Linked DNA regions of Homo sapiens: region 2 is linked to region 1. A link is a loop called in an ENCODE intact Hi-C map of the cell type or tissue named here. Cell type or tissue: PC-3. All regions are shown on one strand. Each heading gives the region's core, and the rest is flanking DNA. Links, peaks and the distances in the headings are about the cores only. Region 1 has its middle 12 kb from the start of LINC03095. Region 2 overlaps LINC02981 (long intergenic non-protein coding RNA 2981).

What was found. Peaks named below come from ENCODE experiments on the same cell type or tissue, not always from the same donor. Only the 100,000 strongest peaks of a DNase experiment are listed, where the experiment ranks them.
Region 2: a loop joins it to region 1, with 2.9 times the contacts of the local background. A loop is called at or near these places in 3 of 110 quality-filtered maps.

What each region holds. Positions count from the first base shown.
Region 1 is chr7:26,559,147-26,567,579 of GRCh38, reverse strand. No RefSeq gene overlaps it. Among named protein-coding and RNA genes, the nearest start is that of LINC03095, 12 kb to the right of the region's middle. In PC-3, for the core only: a CTCF peak has its summit at 4,522 (motif pointing right); a DNase peak (open chromatin) is centred at 6,509; H3K4me3 peaks cover 1,477 bases; H3K27ac peaks cover 1,745 bases.
Region 2 is chr7:26,503,813-26,512,245 of GRCh38, reverse strand. All of the region lies in intron 4 of LINC02981 (long intergenic non-protein coding RNA 2981), which reads right to left. Among named protein-coding and RNA genes, the nearest start is that of KIAA0087, 31 kb to the left of the region's middle. RefSeq lists enhancers at 3,002-3,502, 3,503-4,003. In PC-3, for the core only: a CTCF peak has its summit at 4,415; a DNase peak (open chromatin) is centred at 3,045; H3K4me3 peaks cover 939 bases; H3K27ac peaks cover 726 bases.

The DNA.
Region 1 (8,433 bases), core at 2,280-7,279:
GAGCTTTGGCCCAGGGCATATGAAATTCCACCAGAACCCTGAGACATAGGCAGTTTCTTTGTCCTGCTTGCCTTATGCAGGTTCCATCCCACTTTTGGAAATGTGACGAGTCATCTCAGGGGCCTGTCCTTACCGTCACAAACTGTTAGGGGGCGGGGAACCTCCTGTAGGAATCCGTATTCTGATTTCCACTTGAAAGCTGGAAAAGATCATCCTTCTCTCACAGCCCCCACACTGCACAGGCCAATCTCCTCAGGCCTCCTTCTCCCTTCCTAGTGAACCCTTTCTTCTCCTCAGGTCTCAGCCTAGATATTATTATATTATTACCTCCTCTTGGAAGCCTTCCTTGACCAGCCTCCCAAACTTGAGTAGACAGTTGTACAGTGGGCTGCCATCCCACCCTGCCTGGGCTTGTCATTGTGTTGGAAGTCACCCATTTCCTTATCTCCACTTGATTCTTACCCCCCGTAAAGGTGGGCTCTGTGCCTGGATTTTTCATGGTTGTATCCCCAGTGTCCGGTGCAGTAACTGGCACAGAGGGGAGTGAACAATGTGATTAGTAGCTGAATAGATAGATGGATAGGTGAATGAATTAATGAAGCTAAAGCCACTATAACTGAGGTACAGGGGATGCACTCAAGATACCTAGAGAAGGATTTTGTTATTTGCCACCAGAAAAACTGTGACCAATACAGGCACTGATGTTCCAGGTGGATTCAGATGCCATCACAAAATTTTCTCCACTGATCAAAGACCCAGCCACAGAATGCACAAAACAGCTCTCAAGATCTCTGCATGCAATATCAGCACCCATGGGTCCTTGTGGCCATTTCTCAGTCCTGCCCATGAGCCACCATCATCTCTGCCTCATCTTCTGCGAGAGCCTCCCACCTGGTTGTCTCATGAGCTCCTCAACCCATTCTTCATACTGCAGCCAAAGCCATCTTTTCAGAATGTAAACCTGATGGTGCCACTCCTCTCTGATGAAATCATTCAGGGGCTTCACATTTCTGTGAAAGACCAAAATCCTAAATTTTTTTTGACCTTTACTCACAATAAGAAATACAGTTTATATTGAAACTCAGTACACTTAATGTATATTCTATAAAAGTGTCACAAGACAATACTTACCCTTTATTAACAAATACTTGCATGGCAGTTACTGATTGCAGATACTGTTCTTGGTATGCTGCGAATAGTAACTCAAAACTTCTCCAAACTGAAGACAAAGCTTTGGTGGGTAGGTTGTAAGATGACCTCCAACGGTCCTTGCCTTCTGGCATTCATGGCCTCATCCTCGTGTAATACCTTTAGTGTGGGATCTCTTCTAAAAAACAGAATATGACAGAATTGATTGAATGTTACTTTGGAGATTAGAAAGTCTGTGGATTCTGTCTTGGGTTCTCTCTCTGTCTCTCATCACTTGCCCTAGTGGAAGCAAGCTGCCATGTTGTGGGCAACCCTGTGGAGACGCCATGTGGTGTGGTGGACCCTGAAGCCCTGAGTGCAACAGCCTGCAAGGAGCTGAGGCCCGCCAGCAACTATGTAAGTGAGCGTGGAGGTAAAACTTTTGGCAGTAGTTGAGCCTTATAAGGTGACTGCTGTCCTGGCCAACTGTAGCCCTTGAGAGTACTTCACGGAGACCTGGAGCCAGATGCACTCAACTACGTCACTCCTGGTCCCCTGTCCCATGGAAAATGTGACATAATACATGTTTATTGTTTTCAGTAGCCAAGTTTGGGGTAATTTGTTATACAGCAATAGACTACACTCTAGTGTAGCAATAGACTACACTCGAGTGGCACCTCCAAGGTGCCAAGCTCTGTGCTAAGCACATTCATTCAGCTGAATCCTCATAGCCCTGCAAGGTGGGTAGCATTATGTCCACTGTACAGGCAAAGGAAATGCACTATACCGGGAGTGACGCCAGTATGTAACTCACTCTCTCCTCTCCTCCAACGCTGTTTCCTTTGATTGTGGTTGCAGGAAAGTCAGGAACACTGACTCTATTTAAAGTTAAGATGACTGACCCACGCTTCTCTCCCATCAGAGCTTCTCCCTGCCCATCTGCTAGTTGCTCTCAGGTACTAGGCAGCCATCAACAATTCCTGCTGGGCATCCTCAATAGCAAATATTGCCACCATCCTCAGTGTGCAGGTCAAGCCACAGCTGGTCAGTCTCCATGCACCAAGGGTCAGCTTTCCACACTCAAGCCCGTCACCTAGAGAGAAAGCCCTGGGCCCAAAATCCTCCGTGGAGCACATCATGCCCAGGTTGGCATCGGGGTCATAATGCCTGTGAGGTCAGGGACCTCAACAATGAATGCTTCTTGTCTTCCTCAAATCCAGTCCAAACACAAGTTTAATGTTTCAGTGTTTGAAAGCCTGCATCCTTAACTAAAGCAGAAAATAGCCAAGCAAAAGGCCCACTAAGAGGTTTGGGTTTTTTGGTTTTTGTTTTTAGTTGTTTTTTTTTTTTTGGCAAAAAGATTTCTTTATCAGAGATCATTTAGAAGAAAATACAGGATAATTAAGTCACACTGGGTTGCAAGTCACAAAGCAAAATATATTTCATTTCCAATAGGTTTTTTAATGTCATAATTAGTATTTATTTATTTATTTATTTTACTTTAAGTTCCAGGATACATGTGCAGAACGTGCAGGTTTGTTACATAGGTATACACGTGCCATGGTAGTTTGCTGTACCTATTGATCCATCCTCTAGTTTTCCTCCCCTCACCCCCAACTCCCCAGCAGGCCCTGGTGTGTGATGTTCCCCTTCTTGTGTTCATGTGTTCTCATTGCTCAACTCCCACTTATGAATGAGAAAATGCAGTGTTTGGTTTTCTGTTCCTGTGTTAGTTTGCTGAGGATGATAGCTTCCAGCTTCATCCATGTCCCTGCAAAGGACATGATCTCATTCCTTTTTATGGCTGTGTAGTATTCCATGGTGTATACTTACCACATTTTCTTTATCCAGTCTATCATCAATGGGCATTTGGGTTGGTTCCATGACTTTGCTGTTGCAAACAGTGCTGCAATAAACACAAGTGTCCATGTGCCTTTATAGTAGAAAGATTTATATTCCTTTGGGTATATACCCAGTAATGGGATTGCTGGGCTAAATGGTATTTCTGGTTCTAGATCCTTGAGGAATCACCATACTGTCTTCCACAATGCTTGAACTAATTTACATTCCTACCAACAGGAACTAATCTACATTACTACCAAAGCATTCCTATTTCTCCAAAGCCTCACCAGCATCTATTGTTTCTTGACTTTTTAATAATTGCCATTCTGACTGACGTGAAATGGTATCTCATTGTGGTTTTGATTTGCATTTCTCTAATGGTCAGTGATGTTGAGCTTTTTTTCATGTTTTTTGGCTGCATAAATGTCTTCTTTTGAGAAGTGTCTGTCCATATCCTTTGCCCACTTTTTGATGTTTTTTTTCTTGTAAATTTGTTTAACTTCCTTGCATACTCTGGATATTAGACCTTTTTCAGATGAGCAGATTGCAAAAAATTCCTCCCTAACTCATTTTATGAAGCCAGCATCATCCTGTTACCAAAACTGGGAAGAGACACAACAAAAAAAAGAAAACTTCAGGCCAGTATCACTGAAGAACATCGAGGTGAACATCCTCAATAAAATACTGGCAAACTGAATCCAGCAGCACATCAAAAAACTTATCCACTGCAATCAAGTTGGCTTCATCCCTTGGATGCAAGGTTGGTTCAACATATGCAAATCAATAAACGTAATCCATTACATAAAGAGTTTTAAAATGTGTTTCCTTGGCGTCCTATTAAATTCTTTTTCAGGTACATCTTATCATTGACATTTTGGCTTTTAAAATTAGCTATATGGGTCCAATATATGTCCCACTAACATTTGAGCTGAATTGGACTCAGAGCTGGGTAATGGAGAAGCACTGAGTCTGTGAAATCTTTCATCCTCAGTTTCTTGGACAGCTCCTCAGAACTTTAGGGCTGGTCTCCAACAGTTCCCTAATGCATACAGATTTTTTTTCTAAATAGGGAAATACAATTTTCTTTTACTAAATGCTAAAAGGGTACAATCCCTATGATTTTGCTCATGTTTGAAGTCTGTGTGGTGACACCTTGCAAGATTAATAATCTTCTGAAATAATTAGCAAATTAGCTATTTCCTTTTGTCTTTCTCTTGAGGTTAAAAAAAGGTTCAACCTGATAAAGTTTCTTATTCCAGTGTAGGAAGGTGTGTGCTTGCCAATAGCACCCTCTTATTGCACCAGTGCTTCTTAGGTTTTTGTGTGCTTTCTCTTCAGCTGGGGAACAGACTGAAACACACTTCTATAGATCCAGGAGGTTTAGAGAAAGGTTCAGGTATCTATTTTTTAATCAAATCCCCAGAAGATTATAATGTACCCCATTTAAGAACCAGGGCATCTTCTTCTCAAATTACCCATGCCTTCCTCCTCGGTGAGGTAAGGAGGGGCAGGAGGACCAGGGGCTGGCACACCAGGTGGGCTCTCCAGGGCTAGGCGGGTGGGTGATGATCATCCATGCCTACAGGGGGCGCTATACTAGAGGAGGGGGCAGAACAACAAGTTGAGTCTGCAGCTCAAGTTCATCAAACTGAAAAGAAACTGCCCAACATATTGTCAACACCAAAGGGCCCATGACTAGAAAGCCAGGAACCCAACAGGAAGCTGAAAAGCAAATGCAGAGGAAGGGCCAGGGCCATTGGGAAGATCAATATTGTCTTTACTTGCAGATGGAGGTTGGAGCATGGGCGGGGAAGTTGCACCTTAAGCACCAGCATTGTCTAACAATTGGAACAGATGCAATGAATCTGCAGTTTTGCCAGTGATATTCCAGGAACGTTTGACTGAGAGAGAGGTCTTTGGCATATTAGACAAAGGTCTAATATCCACACCTGGCTGTGGAAACATAACCACTAGATGTGCCGTTAGGCTGGCCAGCTCCTAAAGAGGTAAGTGCCGTGTGGTGGCAAGACCTCAGAGCCAGAAAACAGAAGACCGAGGTTGGAATCCTGACTCTGCCATCACCACTGTGTGACTTGGACAGATCAAAGTCATCTGGAAAAAGTAGTCTTCTCGAGATGCCATTTCCTCAAGTATAGATGGGAATAGTGCCTACTTCACAGGTTTGTTGTGAGAATGAGGAAAATGACTAACACTACGTTGGCATTTGGTCACTTTCGTTAAGCTTGAGAATAGAGTTTTTGTGCTTTTATTTTTTTTATCTTTGCGATCCATACAGCAGAGTGCTTTACACATGGTGAGTACTCAAAAAATATCTGTCGAATGAACAGATTCCTAAAAATAATAAAAACAATGTAGTCCAAGTGATGTGATCCATTGATAGATAAACCAGAGGCTTACTCTGTCTGAAACCTAGCCATGCTCAGTCCTGGTGAGATTTTCAAAGCAAATGGAAAAGTAAGGGTGATGAGGGCATAAAGACTATTTAATGAACAAATGAATGAATAAATAAATACATGAATGAATAATTGGGACTAAACTAGTGCGTGGCTATTTGAGCACAAGGTACTAAATATCCACATGAAAAATGGTGCCAAGTATTTGATATGTGCTATTAAAAATTCAAGTATTTTAGTTATGTTCAAATGCATATCTGGATATCTGGGTTAGGTAAGCCAAATAACTGATAATTGACTGCATTTTTCGCTTTTAATTGAGTCTGTTGGAGGGTCATGCAGACTGAGACACTCTTGAAAGCACAACGGAAGGGAAATGCAAGGGGAAGCCACGCCCTTAGGTGGCCTTGGACTCATGAGCCCAGGTTGCCAACAGAACTTCAAAGTCACAGTAGCCATTGCAGATTCACAGAGAAGGAATTACTTTTTGATTCCATCGTAATAAAATAGGGTTCGAAGTTTTCCAAGACCTTTATCTCATAGTTTTTAATTAATGAGAATTGCATTATCTCTTAGGTTAAGTATATAATCTGCTCTGAGCTATAAAGTCCAGCTGGCAGCCAGTTATATTTGAATCTGTTCAATGAAATTTCCTAATAAAATAACTGATCAATAAATATTTGTATTGTATATGCTCTGCACTAACACGTGGTGACATAAATGCCTAGTGAGAGGTGCGTGTATGTTTATGTACATTAAACTGACAGATTTATAACCTATCAGTTTTCAATATTTTCTGAACCTTTGAAGGAAAATCCCTTGTTCAGCTTAGGTTTCTGTTATTCAAATTTACATCCAGATTTTAGTCGCCAAATGTAAGTTAGTTACCTACCACTAAGCATTTTACAGGCAGATTTTATGGAGTTGCACTAAACTGAGCATTGCAAATCTATGGTTTGCCAATTTCCTGCTTTTTTATAATATAGTAACTGCAGAATAGTAAAATAAAAGAGGCAAGAATTTCTCACTCACCTCAATCCGTGGACTGAATGCAGCAATTCAATAAGTGCAAGAGTTCTACAAGCGTCTCGACTCAGTCTTAACATTTCTCCCCACACTATGCTACTTTTGTGCAATGTTTTTCTCTAACCCCAGGAAGGGAGGATTAAGTAAATAATGAATAAGCATGTCTCATTGAAGCGATTTTGACATTTCATCTAAGTTTACATGTTAATTAAGATAAGATTGTTCTAGTCCCCCAAAAGGATTTTCTGTTTTCCTTTGAGCAACTAGACTGAAATATAGTATAAAAGTGTATGAACACTCTCTTAAATGCACAGATTTAACCCTGCTGTTTTGCTCCTAATCATTATTAATTGCCTCCAGTGGTGGACATTAATTTCCCTATTGCAGCAACATGCATCTTGAGCTTGGGCATATCCTAATACATCAAATGGGACAGGTGATATAATTCAGCTGGTCACAGCTGGAAAGGAGACAGCCACCCACATGCAGGCAGTCTGTCAACCTTAGTTACACTGCAGACACCACCACAGCCTCTGAAACAACATTGTACATTTATCTCTGGGGATAACTTTACAAGAAGTATGGCTGCTTGGTTCATCCTATTTAATCTGTTATTGTCTTAGTAGCTACAAGAACGAAACAGTGGAAACTCAAAATTCTGAATTTGTTTGAAGCCATTGAAGAGGCAAAAAGTGGAGACATATGGTTGGGCTCATGGTGCAGATAAACTGTTAAGTACTGGGTTCAGAGTGGATTATATTTTAATATAGATGTCACTGAAAGATTTAGAGTGAGCTGCTGATAATGTTAGCTGGGATGTGACTTCAGGGTCCTGCCTTGTTCTGTGGGTGTTTAGGTAGATCCTTGACAAGTTGCCCAGAGTGCCTCATGTTTACATATGGCTCTGGCTCTTGGGAACAAAGTTATTAGCTTTGTTTTCCTTGGAAATTAGTGCAATGCTGCTTAGTAGTGATACAGAAAACAGAGGTAGGATGGTGTTAGCATCCTTGATTGCATGGTTGAGAAAAGTGAGACGTTGATGGGGTTGTGTCAGGTTAGGAGTCAACCTCAAAGCTATGACTTGAACTCAATTCCTTCATCTTGGCCTCTGGGCCTGGCTCTACCTTGCAGAGGTACTTCCACTTCCTCTACAGGACTGGTTCTAGGTTAGGAAAATTCATATCAAAACCACAGTGAGATATCACCTCACACCCATTAGGATGACTATGACCCAAAAACCAAAAAATTGCTAGTGTCAGCAAGGGTGTGGGGAAATTGGAGCCCTTGAGCACTGTTGGTGGGAATGTAAAATGGTGTAGCTATTATGGAAAACAGTGGGTGGTTACTCAAAAATTAAAAATTAAAATTACTTTAAATTCATTTACCAAATGATTCTATAGATTCTATGATTCTATTACCATATGATTCAGCAATTTCACTTCATGAGTATGCATCCAAAAGAATTGAAACCAGGGTCTCAAGGAGATATTTGCACACACACATGTTCATACCAGCACTCTTCACTGTAACCAAAAGGTGGAAGCCCAACCCAAATCCATCGATGGATGAATAAACAAAATGTGGTATCTCCATTTAATATGGTTTGGCTGTGTCCCCACTCAAATCTCATCTTGAATTGTAGCCACCATAATTCTCAAGTGTCATGGGAGGGACCTGGTGGGAGGTAATTGAATCATGGGAGCAGGTCTTTCCCATACTGGTCTCATAATAGTAAATAAGTCTCACAAGATCTGATGGTTTTATAAAGGGGAGATCCCCTGCACACACTCTCTTGCCTGCCGCCATGTAAGACGTGACTTTGCTCCTCATTTGCCTTCTGCCACAATGGTGAGGACTCTGGAACTGTGAGTCCATTTAACCTCTTTCCTTTATAAATTACCCAGTCTTGGGTATGTCTTTATTAGCAGCATGAGAATGGACTAATATGCCATTCAATGGAATATATTCAGCCTTAAAAAGGAAAGAAATTCTGAGACATGCTTCAACATGAATGAAACTTGAG
Region 2 (8,433 bases), core at 1,518-6,517, 55 kb after region 1:
CGTCTTCCTTCAGTACCTTCAGGACTCCTCCCAGGAAGCACTTGGTGTCCACAGAGCTTCTGTTTTCTAGGCGTGTTCCATGGAACACCGTAGGCATCCCTCCAACAGCACAAAGGCACTTTAATCTCGTTTTATGGAAGGGGGAATGCACCCAGACGCCATTCTAGAGCCTTGTTTATAACAGATGTCAGCAGCCCGCTATAAAATGCACACTTTTGTCAATGAAATATAATGTTCAAAGCAAAACATAGTATGTTTAATTATAAACTTTTTGCCATTTCATCAGTTAATAAAATAAGCTGACTCTTCATCAGACAGTACTTTTCTTAAGCCAGTGTGGAAATTCCTTTTCCCTTCTCCTGGCTCTAATGGGAAGCCAGTCAGTCTCACACTCTATACCACTGTGGAAATCTGGAAGGAGAGGGGAGGCAGCAGATTGAATATTTGTGAGTTTCATGGCACTATGTAGATAAATGGCCAGTGTCCTACCTCTCCTGGGCACTTGGGAAGGAAAAAAAAAAGGCAATAAGTAGGAATTGAATGATTCCCTCAAGGATTTTAAGGGAGCTCTTCCTCCCCTGCTGTTTCTGATTTTGACGGTGAATGTATCATTCACCTTCAAATGCCTTACATAGCAGTGAGAACATGGCCAAGATGAGGAGCTTTTCTTACATGTAACACTGTTCTATTTTATGAGAAAATTTGGTTAAGGAATTAGTGTATATATTTTGAACCCTTGATAAAAATAAAATGTGATTATTTATTCAAATTTTTTTATTACTTTTTACTGGTTTGTTATTTTTAAATCCATTTTTTGAGGTCTAACTCTACACAAATGCCTCCACTTTAAGTAGATAGTTCAATGAGTCTTGACAGCTGTGTACACCCATCATGTAACCATCATCCCAATCAAGAAACAGCCTACTACTATCACCAAAAAGCTTTCCTGTGTACTTTTGTAGTCATTCTCCCCCATCCCTAACCCCGAGACCACTGCTCTGCTTTCTGCTACCGTAGATTAGTTTTACCTTTTCTATGAGTTAATATAAATGAACTCATATTAATATTATGTGGTCTTTGGTATCTGGCTTCTTCCACTCTGCATCATGTATTTGAGATTCATCTGTTTTGCTTCAGGCATCAGCAGTCCTTTTCTTTTCACTGCTGAGTAGGAAAAGGACATCCATTGTGTGGATATCCTACAATTTGCTTCTCCACTCAATGGTTGATACACATTTGGGCAAACTGGAAACATCCAGTTTGTAATGATTATCAATAAATTCATGCATAAATTTTTGTGTGGACATATGTTTTGGTTTCTTTCAGTTAACTAACAAGAACTGTAGTGGAATTGTTGAGTAATATAGTAACAGTATATTTAACTTTATAAGAAATTACTAAACTGTTTTCCAAAGCAGTTGGACCATTTTTGTATCTCCACCAACAATGTATGAGCATTCTCATTGTTCCACATCCTCACCAACACCTTGGATTGTGAGTCTTTTTAAATTTTAACCATTCTCAAGGTATGTAGTGATACCTTGTTGTGGTTTTAATTTCTATTTCCTTGATGACTAGTGATGTTAAGCATCTTTTCATGTGCTTTTGGCCATTTATATATTTTCTTTTGTGAAGTTACTGCATTAGTCCATTCTTGCATTGCTATAAAGAACTACCTGAGACTGGGTAATTTATAAAGAAAAGAGGTTTAAGTGACTCACAGTTCCACAGGCTGTACAGGAAGCATGGCTGGGGAGGTCTCATGGAACTTAAAATCATGGCCGAAGCCAAAGGGGAAGTAGACACATTTTGCTACTTCAGAGGAGGAATAAAGAGAGAAGGGGGAGTGCTACACACTTTTCAATAACCAGATCTCACGAGAACTCACTCACTATCACAAGAACATCAAGGGCGAAATCCGCCCCCATGATCCAATCACCTCCCACCAGGCCCCTCCTCCAACATGGGGATTATAATTCGACATGAGATTTGGGCAGGGACATAAATCCAAACCATATCAGTTACTGTTCATATTTTTGTCTATTTTAAAAACTGAGTTATTTTTCCTGTTATTGAATTGTAAGAGTTCTTCATATATTCTGGATACATGCTTTTTGTCATATATATGTTTTGTGAATATCTTATTTGCCTATTCATTTTCTTATAAAGTCTTTCAAGTAATCAACATTTTTAATTTTATCAGGTTAAATTTATCTTTTTACAAAAATGATTAGTGCTTTTTGTGTCCTAGGAAAACTTTACGTAAGACAAGATCATGGAGATTTACTCCTATCTTTTCTTCTATAAGTTTTATAATTTCAACTTTTACATTTAAGTGATAGTGTGGGGTAAGAGTCAAGATTCTTTTTAAAAAAATAGATATCCAGTTGTTTCTGCACCATTTATTTAATAAAACTGTCCTTTTCCAATTGGTTTGCCTTGAAACCTTTGTCAAAACTCAATTGACCAAATATATGTTGAGTTTACTGGTTTTTAAAAAATCAAATATTAAACTTTGAATCTGATACATTTTAAAAATTAAGTTAGGCCGGGGGCGGTGGCTCACGCCTGTAATCCCAGCACTTTGGGAGGCCGAGGCGGGGGCATCACGAGGTCAGGAGATCGATACCATCCTGGCTAACACAGTGAAACCCCGTCTCTACTAAAAATACAAAAAATTAGCTGGGCGTGGTGGCCGGCGCCTGTAGTCCCAGCTACGCAGGAGGCTGAGGCAGAAGAATGGCGTGAACTCGGAAGGCAGAGCTTGCAGTGAGTCGAGATCTCGCCACTGCACTCTGGCCTGGGCGACAGAGTGAGACTACGTCTCAAAAAAAAAAAAAAAAGATTTAGTTAAATGCTATTTGAGATAGATCAACGAAGGGAGCATGTTCAGGACATTTAAAAAAGTAAAAATAACCCTGAAAAAAAACTGCCTATGTGTGTGTACACCCTTACCAGCACCCAAGCTCTCGGAGAGCTGAGGCTGTGCCTGACTTAGGCTTGTCTGCCCAGCGCCTGACATATAATAGGTTCTCAACACAGGTCACTGAATAAACAAAAGAATCAATGAATGAGGGAATGAGATCAGCTTTTTATGGGGCAGCACCAGAAAAAGAAACAGAGCTTCAGGAATATCAGTGCCTTCTTCAGAGGGGCTGTTTATTTGCATTCACCATAGTTACCAAGTGGTCCTTCCCTTCGATGAAAGAGTAACTTGGATAGAACCAGGAAGCTCTCACTGCCCTTGGGGGTGGGCAGAATCTCAGCAGAGGGGCTCCTGCATTCCTGCGTTAGTTCCCGTCTGGCTCCACTGCTTTACCTGCCTTTGCCTCCATTTTCCGAACTGTCCGTTACAGCATTTCGGTGCAGACTCACTGAGCTAATAATGCCTCCACAATCTTAGGTGTGCCAGAAAAAAATTCTCATAACTCAACTCATTTTCTATGAAAAGACGGCACAGCAGGCAGCCAGCTCACCCCACTCAGTCTGCAATGTCGCTGCCCGAGGGTCTACATTCTTGCCCAAATGGTCCATCTGGACCTGGCTGCTCTGGCTCTGAACCATGCAGGTGGCAGGAGTCTCTGTGGGGATTCCCCAGGCCACTCCCTGTCTGGGCTGTGGTACCTGCAGGCAGTCCCTCTGCCTAGGAAAGCAGGTGCACGGCCCCACCCTCGCCCTCCATCCTGTCTGCTCACATCGCCTCTCACGAAAAATTCTTTCTCATCTGAGGAGCGAAGCCTTTTCTTGTTTCTCCCAAACATTTGCCCATGACCCCACATCCTCTACACTCTATCCCATTTGTCCCCAGAGGTGATCGACACAGCTGCTTAAAAAGGAAGACAGAGTAAAGAGAAATGTCTGGGGCCAAAAGAACTACGGAGAAATGTTAACTTTTTTTTTTTTTTTTTTTTTTTTTTTGAGACGGAGTCTCGCTCTGTGACCCAGGCTGGAGTGCAGTGGTGCGATCTCCGCTCACTGCAAGCTCTGCCTTCCGGGTTCACGCCATTCTCCTGCCTCAGCCTCCTGAGTAGCTGGGACTACAGGTGCCCGCCACCACGCCCGGCTAATTTTTTTGTATTTTTAGTAGAGACAGTGTTTCACCGTGTTAGCCAGGATGGTCTCGATCTCCTGACCTCGTGATCCGCCCACCTCGGCCTCCCAAAGTGCTGGGATTACAGGCGTGAGCCACCGCGCCCGGCCGATTAACTTTATCTTAATAAGATAAAATGTCGTGAACTTGTATGTGATCAATTAATGTAAGTTATTATTATTATTATCATTATTATTATTAGAGGGGGAGCCAGAGAATGAGGAGCCCAGTTTATGATGAGAATTAGAACAAGGCTCTGCCACCATGCTGACCGCAGCAGGGGGCGCCTTCTTCCCCCTGCTGCTCAGGGAGGGAGTGCCAGCCAAGTTTCACCCATGTGACCACACTTCCATCCAAAACAATTTGAATTAATTTTGTGCATGAAATTTGGTGGGATGCAATGCCAAATGTTTAACTGAAATCAAGATGCAAACTTCCCTTCATTTACTCATTTTGTAAATGCTGTCAAAAATAAAATAAAAGCCATTAAGCTTGTCTGGCAACATTTGTCCTTTGTGCACCACGCTATTCGTCGTCACTGCCTCCCTTATCCTCTGTCTGCATGCCCCCCTCCTGCTCTCCTATATTTGTTCTGGTATATTTACAGTCCCTGGGCAGGCCCAGCACACTGTCAGCTCTACTGACTTTGCCAAGTCTAAGATCCCTTTTAGGGACTTATTTTATTTAAAGAGCACCCCATTAATGGGTTTAATGGCCTTTCAATCACTTAGTATGCATTGTCAATGAGGGAGAATCGATTTTCTGAGAATTCCTGTTCTGGGAGGAAAATAAACAGCCCTTCCTTCCCATTGCAATTTGGCCAATGAGCAGATGATGTAGAACTCAGCTCTATCCCAGACTCACAGAGCTTTTCTTGCAGCGGGCCTGCGAGTGTGCAGGCTCACCCAGCACCACACTGAGTAAAACTCACTCCTTTCTTTCTGTGTTGCTGTCTCCTTTTAAATTGTGACTTGCCAGGTTGTGGGGACACCCCGCATATGCTGCAAATGAACTTTGAATGAGCTCGACTGTTGCTCTCACAAGACTCACTTCTGGGTTTGTGCCACCCTCTTTGGTCAAGAATCAAACCATTACCCATGGAGATGTATTAGATCCTTCTGGTTCACAGTAATGGGTGGGAAAGAATGGCTGGCATTCCGAGACTCCCCCTACCTCATACACCCATCCCAGACATGAACATTTTTTGGAACACCATGGTCTTGAGTTCCAGAACCTTGAAGAAGTGATCAAACACATATCCTCTCTCTGAGGTAACCTCTAATTCCATCAATATCTGTTGATGACCTCCTCTGTAAAAGACATTATTCTTGGCACCATGAGAGATGCATTCAGGGGACACATGAAGGGTAAAGGCAGTCTCAGACAAAACACAGGGTTGTCTCCTCCAAGTTAGGATCTCTATTAGGTGGTGTTCAGCAAAACTCTCTCCCCCTCCTGTTCTTCCCACCCCTTCCCTCCTCCCCACTCTCTTCAACCCTTTCCCAATAATCCTGCACTAACCCTGCCGCCCGCCCACCATTCTCAATACCAACAGCTACATTTTATGGGCACTGACCGTGTGTCAGAGTTCCTGTCTGAGCACTTGACAAGCACGGTGGTCCTCACCACAACTCCGCAGAAGGGCTATTGTCATTGCGATCCCTATTTCACAGAGAAGGAAGCCGCATTGGAGGGAGGTCAGATCATTTACTGGAAAACCAGGTCCGTCTTACTTGACCTTTTCTCTTAAACTTTATGCTGACTTTGTCCTTTTCTTGCTCTTTTGGATGTATTTGGCTCTCCAGGGAGCCCTCACCAGCAGGTACCCACTACCCTAAGGTATGCGAAGCAAATTTGTTTATATCCAGCTATTTATAATAATAACAGTAATAGCTAGCACCTATGAAGGGCCCATCCTGTGCCAAATGCTTCATAGATTTTTTTTTTTTTTTTTTTACTTAATGCTCACAAAACCACCCCCAAGAAATGGAGAAAAGGACACCATGAGGTTAAGTGACTTGCTCAAGGTCTCACAATTATTCAGTAATAATAATGGTGAAATTGCTAGCATTGATTGAAGGCTTATATGTCAAGCACTGGGCTAAGGTTTTTATATCTATGTATTTTTAACTTCTAACAAGGTAAGTATTATTATTTAGAGCTTACAGATGAGGAAACTGAGGCTCAGAGATTTAAAGTAACTTGCCCAAGGTTATCCAGCCTGTAAGTGGTAGAGCCAGCATTTAAAACCAGGCAGGTTGATGCTTGTGCTTGTAATAACATGGACATGGTCACACCCCAAAGCCCATGTTATTCATATTGCACTGAAGCTACTTCTGTCCTCCCTCCCTTAAAGCCCCTCAGAAAATGGCCCATGAGTTTCCCCAAAGCAATAGTTGAACAGAAACCAGGGAGATTTCAGGTTTTGCAGCAGGGCTGTCTCTTAACAAGCTCCTGCCCTGCACTGGAATTGCATTTGCATTTGTCCTTCTGCAGTAGTTTCCAATTCCCAAGCAGAACACAATTTAACTGTAAAATTTGCCTTAACTAGGCAGCTGTCTGCTGCAGTCAGGCACCAGGCTCAGGTGCGACTCCCTGTAGGCTCTCCTGAATCAGTGTGCCAGCCTCTGTAAAGCAATGTAAAGTCACCTTCGAGAAATTAGATGCCACTTGGAAGAGGCGTATGCTGCCATGCCCATTTGTTGTCAGTTTGGAACAGTGCAGGGGGTGCCAATCATGACTCAATTACTCCCAGGATTTCTATCCTGAAAGCTTCTCTGTCATTTATGAGAACTGGCACAGGGCAGACTACCAACTGTCCTGAACCAGGGCTGTTTCTTGGGACAGCGTCTTGGAGGGGAAAGGTTATAGATTTACTTGGCTTCCCTTCACCACAATGTCAAGAGGACATCAAAACAAGGGATCCCGGCTGGGCACAGTGTTCACACCTATAATCTCAACACTTTGGGAGGCCTAGGCAGGAGGATCATTTGAGGCCAGGAGTTCAAGACCAGCCTGGGCAACATAGCAAGATTCTATTAAAGTAGCATCATTGTCTAGGTTAAATACCCAAGGTTTGTTGTCTCACGCCAAGGGAATCGAGGATGCAGACACACAAGAAGTGAGTTTAAGAGCAGAGGTTTAATAGGCGAAAGAAAGAGAAAAGAGAAAAGCTCTCTCTCCTGCAGAGACAGGAGGCACCTGAGTGGGTCTTCCGGTTTTGTGGTAAAATGCACAGGGTTTTATAGATGAGCTTGAGGAGGCAGTGTCTGATTTACACAGGGCTCAAGAGATTGGTCAGACCAAGTGTGACACTTGCGTAGTGCACGAAGAGGCCAGCCATCCCACCCTAATCTTTTATTATACAGATGGGGTCTCTACCTGGCTGGTGCCATGTTGCCTGCTCCTTACTGTACACTTGGTTGACAAAGAAAAGGGAAGCTAGAGCCACCATGTTGAACATTCCTGGCCCCCAGGTAGCCTTTTCCTATTGGCAGAGCTGCCAGCATTTACTGGTGCAAGCTTCCAGCTTGCTTATCTATGTCTGCAGCTTGAGGTTACAGGCTGCTCTTTGTTAGAAAAGAAATGATTTGAGGGCTGCTAGTCATTAAAAGGAAAACATTACTGAGGACTTCCTAACCCTTTCTATCTGCCTAAACAATTTCTTTTTAACTTCTATATCACTATCTCTACCAAAAAAAAAAAAAAAGACAAAAAAAATGAGAGATCCCAACATCCCACCATCCAATAGTTTGGGGATACAAATGCTATTCAGCAAATATCATCTGAGCTTCTACTATATTTACGACATTATGCTAGGGGGTACAAAGGTCAATCAAAAGCACAATCTCATCCTGACACGACCCCACAATTTAGGCACCTTAGAAAGGTCTAACCAATGAAACTCAAAGACATCTGCTTAGAGGCTTTAATTGAAACAGAGGAAGCAGACGAGACTATTGGAAGAAAGACTATACAAAATAGGAAATAAGAGAAAAACACCCAGAAGTGAACTTCTGCAGAGACCTAAATCTGTGGGGCAGAGGAAGTGGCAAAGATGTCCTAGAAAAGGAGAAAGGGAAAAGGGTGACAGCACAAAATCCCAGGAAGTACAGGGTGACACAGGAAAGAAACATGTCCATAGTGTCCAGAGCAACAGAGACGATGATCCAGGAGAAAAGGCCGGGGACGCAGCTACAGGGAGGGCGCTGACAGCCCTCAGGCAACAGTGTTGGGAAAAGGCGACCAGCAGCTGGCCCAAGGTCAAGGAGACAGGTAGCTGGTGATAGTACTCTTTTAAAACGTTTACTAATGAAAGGAAGGAGGGGTTGAGGTCGGTAAGG